2 separate regions of the Homo sapiens genome follow, and region 1 is linked to region 2. The links are chromatin loops, found by intact Hi-C in ENCODE. Cell type or tissue: B cell. All regions are shown on one strand.

Region 1 (2,500 bases), 370 kb after region 2:
GACGATGTTATGTTTTTATGGAGATTTTGCTCATTATTTGTTACGGAGAATATGAGGCTCCCACATTCCCCCATGCCTTGGGCCTCCATACAGCTGAATCCTGTTCTGGTGTCCATGTCCTTGATATTGAAGAGATGTCCACAGAGATCCTTAGAAAGGCCAGGACAGATGTCTGGGTCATCACTCCACTATCTAAATGTGGGATCTTTCAGGCTGACTCCAGCAGAACAGGCAGCAGATCAGCTTCATGGTAGTTTTGGCCTTTTTTCTCACAAGTAGGGATTCAGGCCAATTAGAAGACCTCTAGATCTCTGTGTACTCAAAGGCTGGTATGAAACAGACACATTTTTGATAATGACCCATAAGGCAACCACACAGCCTTGAGGATCAGGTTAAAATGGAATAGTCAAATTCATAGAGACAGAAAGTAATATGGTAGTTGTCCAAGGCTGGGGGTATGGGAGTATGGTGAGTGACTGGTTAATAGGTACAGACTTTCAATCTTACAAGATATGAAGAGTTCTAGAGATGGATGGTGGTAATGATTGCACAACATGAGTGCACTTAATACTACATAACTATACCCTTAAAAATGACTAAGGTGGGCCGGGCGTGGTGGCTCATGCCTGTAATCCCAGCACTTTGGGAGGCCGAGGCAGGTGGATCACGAGGTCAGGAGATTGAGACCATTCTGGCTAACATGGTGAAACCCCGTCTCTACTAAAAATACAAAAAATTAGCCGGGCGCAGTGGCGGGCGCCTGTAGTCCCAGCTACTCGGGAGGCTGAGGCAGGAGACTGGCGTGAACCTGGGAGGCGGAGCTTGCAGTGAGCCGAGATCGTGCCACTGCACTCCAGCCTGGGTGACAGAGCGAGACTCTGTCTCAAAAAAAAAAAAAAAAAAAAAAAAAAAAAAAAAAAAAAAAAAAAAGACTAAGGTAACCTGGGCATGGCATACTTGTAGTCCCAGCTACTTAGGAGGCTGAGGCAAGAGGATCCTTTGAGCCCAGGAGTTCGAGACCAGCCTGGGCAATATAGTGGGATCCCATCTCTACCAAAAAAAAAAAGACTCAGATGGCAAATTTTATGTAACGTGTATTTTACCACAGTAATCAAAAATTGGTGAAAATATGAGATTATTGGGCCCACAGCTGATGTCTACTAGTGTGAGAGGCCTGGGTGCTGTCATTTCCTTAAACAAGTCTGTAAACCTTACAGATGACCTGATGAATGGGGAAATTGTGCCAGTAATCTGGTAAACAGTGACAAGCAAACAGCAAGCGCACGCACACACACACATCTCTTCTGCCCCCTAGTGAACATCTAGAATTCTAAACTCCATTTGCTTAAAATCTAAAGAGCAATGTACTATCATTTTACAATTCTTTAAATTGTTAAATCTCACAGGAAATATGTGCTCATTTTTTAAAAAATAAAATCAGGCCGGGTGCGGTGGCTCATGTCTGTAATCCCAGCACTTTGGGAGGCCGAGGCGGGCGGATCACGAGGTCAGGAGATTGAGACCATCCTGGCTAACATGGTGAAACCCCATCTCTACTAAAAATACAAAAAATTAGCCGGGCGTGGTGGCAGGCGCCTGTAGTCCCAGCTACTTGGGAGGCTGAGGCAGGAGAATGGCGTGAACCTGGCAGGCGGAGCTTGCAGTGAGCCGAGATCACGCCACTGCACTCCAGCCTGGGCAACAGAGCAAGACTTTGTCTCAAAATAAATAAATAAATAAATAAATAAATAAAATAAAAATAAATAAAAATAAAAATTAAAAATAAAATTAAAAATAAAATCAAACACATATATAAAATAAAAACTGGAAGTCCCACTTTCACTCATAAGAGTTAACAGTTTAATGTACATCTTTCCAGATTTTTCTCTATTAAAAATATATCCATGTACGCTTTTTTTTTTCTTTGAGACAGGGTCTTACTCTGTCTCCCAGGCTGGAGTGCAGTGGTGTGATCTTGGCTCACCGCAGCCTTGACCTTCTAGGCTCAAGCGATCCTCCTACCTCAGCCTCTTGAGTAGGTGGGACTACAGGTGTGCGCCACCATGCCTGGCTGATTTTTTAATTTTTTGTAGGGAGGGGGTCTCACTATGTTGCCTAGGCTGGTCTCAAACTCCTGGGCTCAAGGTGATCTTCTTTCCTCCGCCTTCCAAACTGCTGGGATTACAGGTGTCAGCCGCTGTGCCCAGCCCCATGCACACATTTATGGTGTTTTGTATGAATGAGTTTAAATGGTACACATCAGTTAGCAAGACAGAGGCTGGCTAAATGCTCACCAAATCTATTTTTGGGGCACACAGCTGGACTCGTCTCCCAGTTAGGTGTGGCCAGGTGCTCTGAACAATAGATGAGGGTGAAATAATGATTGCCACTTCCGTGCCCCACTCATAAATTTCTCCAGCACCTGATGGTTGACATTTTCCTTTCTCTTTCAGCTTTGATGATGTGTGGAGATAGAAGGAGCCTAGGTCCCTGAATGACT
Region 2 (2,500 bases):
AATTATGTCGAGGACAGGGAGTTTTTGGTTTTGTTCTTTTTCCCCCACCGATAAAAAACTACAGAAATGAGAGGCCATGCACCAATTTCTGCTGGTCACAGTTCTGGATCCTTCTCCTTTGACCAAATGTCCTCAATTCCCCCACTTGGCTCTGGAGATGGGTTTGTAACCGAGAGACCTCGCTGTCAGCAATTAGCTTCCCCCTCACCCCGCCAGACGGAGTCTCGCTCTGTCGCCCAGACTGGAGTGCAGTGGTGCAATCTCGGCTCACCGCAACCTCCGCCTCCCGGATTCAAGCAATTCTCCTGCCTCAGCCTCCTGAGTAGCTGGGTTTACAGGCGTGCACCACCATGCCCGGCTAATTTTTATATTTTTAGTAGAGACGAGGCTTCACCAGGTAGGCCAGGCTGGTCTCGAAGTCCTGACCTCGTGATCCACCGGCCTCGGCCTCCCAAAGTGTTGGGTTACAGGCGTGAGCCACCGCGCCCGGCCTTTAGCAATTAGCTTTTTGATTTTTTTCTTCCGGTTCCTTTGCTCATAAATCTCTACAAGCGGATCACTGCTCTGCCGCAGAAGCGCCACCTGCCACGACAGACTCAAGTTTGTGTGCTGCCGCTGATGGGTTGTGTCCATTTGCTTTCGGAGAAGGCTCCAAGTCTAGGTTCCGAATTCGGTTGCAAGCTGGGGACCTTACTGGGGGGTTACACAGACCACGGCGTCTGACTTCCTCTCAATCTCACGAGCCAAAGCTCCTGTCAGCATCTTGGACAGTCTTTCCCGGGGCAGCGGCCACCACCCCGCTTCGGCTGGCCCTCCGCCCTCGAGCCGGACTGTCGCTGCACTGGACCGCCTCGCACTACCCAACACACGCAGCACGGCTGCCGGCGCCGGGACCCTGCGGGAGTCAACTGCTAGCATCTCAGCCCAGCTGGCGTGAAAGTTCGTCAAAACCCATGGCGGTATCTCGGCCAATCGGAGCTGGCCAATGGATGAGAGGCAGCTATTTCATTCAATCACGTCCTTCCGACATCCCGCAGCTCTCCCAATCGCAAAACGATGCAGCCAAAGTCGCTCCCGGAAGATGCGCGGAAGGCGGGGAATAGGGAAGGGGTGTGGCCACAGGCCCCGCCTTCCGCTCTGGGCCGCCGCGATTCTGGGCGTGCGTGAGGGAGGGTGGGTGCTGAAGGCGGAGGCAGCACCCACGCCAGGTGAGCCGTCGTTTCTTTGCGTGGATCTTTTAGGATCGCTCGTCTAGGCCGGGCGTGGTGGCTCACGCCTGTAATCCCAGCACTTTGGGAGGCCGAGGCGGGCGGATCACAAGGTCAGGAGATCGAGACCATCCTGGCTAACACGGTGAAACCCCGTCTCTACTAAAAATACAAAAGATTAGCAGGGCGCGGTGGCGGGCGCCTGTAGTCCCAGCTACTCCGGAGGCTAAGGCAGGAGAATGGCGTGAACCCGGGAGGCGGAGCTTGCAGTGAGCCGAGATTGCGCCACTGCACTCCAGCCTGGGCGACAGAGCGAGACTCCGTCTCAAAAAAAAAAAAAAAAAAATCGCTCGTCTACAAAGAAAAGGTAACGTTTGAGGTAATGGATATTTCAGTCACCCTGATTCGTTCATTACACATTGTATGCATGTATCAAAATAACACATATACCCCCCAAATAAGACCTATATCAATTTTAAAAATACCAAAGAAAATCACTCGTCCATACTGTGAGTTAGTGTGGTTAAAACTAAACACACTGTGGCTGGGTGCGGTGGCGCCCAGCGGAGACTCTGTCTCAAAATAAATAAATAAATAAATAAAAACTAAACACACTGCACTGATTCACTTATCCAAGAGTTGCAGGTGACGCCTTCTGTTTATGTTTATCTGTATTCTAAAAAAAGAAAAAAGTCAGAATGATATTAAATTTTGCTAACATGTATTACACAGATTGAACGCCACTCGGCATCAGTCTGTATAATGCATATTGTAAAGTTTAACCTCGCTCTTTTTTTTTTTATTTTTATTTTGAGACAGAGTCTCACTCCATCCCTCAGGCTGGAGTGCAGTGGTGTGATCTTGGCTCACTGCAACCTCTGCCGCCTGGGTTCAAGTGATTCTCCTGCCTCAGCCTCCTGAGTAGTTTGGGATTATAGGCATGCACCACCACGTCCAGCTAATTTTTGTATTTTTAGTAGAGACGGGGTTTCTCCATGTTGGCCAGTCTGGTCTCGAACTCCTGACCTCAGGTGATCTGCCCATGTTGGCCTTCCAAAGTGCTGGAATTACAGGCGTGAGCCACCATGCCCAGCCGATTTTTTTTTTAAGATAACAGATAAATGTAAATAGAAGGATCATATTTCCCACACACATCCCAGGGGACCAGCTTGCACCCTCCCCAGGGTACCACTGCCTCTCTTAGGAGACTCTGCCCCACAACACTTCACTTCATTGTTTGTAGAGAGGCAGAAGCTGGGCAATTAATGTGTAGGTAGACTGGAGACAGACTA

What was found. A loop is a pair of places that touch in the nucleus more often than their neighbours do. Peaks named below come from ENCODE experiments on the same cell type or tissue, not always from the same donor. Only the 100,000 strongest peaks of a DNase experiment are listed, where the experiment ranks them.
Region 1: a loop joins it to region 2, with 6 times the contacts of the local background. A loop is called at or near these places in 12 of 110 quality-filtered maps.

What each region holds. Positions count from the first base shown.
Region 1 is chr9:131,746,264-131,748,763 of GRCh38, forward strand. No RefSeq gene overlaps it. Among named protein-coding and RNA genes, the nearest start is that of RAPGEF1, 7.4 kb to the left of the region's middle. In B cell, a CTCF peak has its summit at 1,282 (motif pointing left); a DNase peak (open chromatin) is centred at 1,278.
Region 2 is chr9:131,372,524-131,375,023 of GRCh38, forward strand. It overlaps a transcript of PRRC2B not described here. Among named protein-coding and RNA genes, the nearest start is that of PRRC2B, 20 kb to the right of the region's middle. RefSeq lists enhancers at 299-820, 821-1,344, 837-956. In B cell, no CTCF peak of the experiment used is centred here; DNase peaks (open chromatin) are centred at 1,058 and 1,660; H3K4me3 peaks cover 1,901 bases; H3K27ac peaks cover 1,955 bases.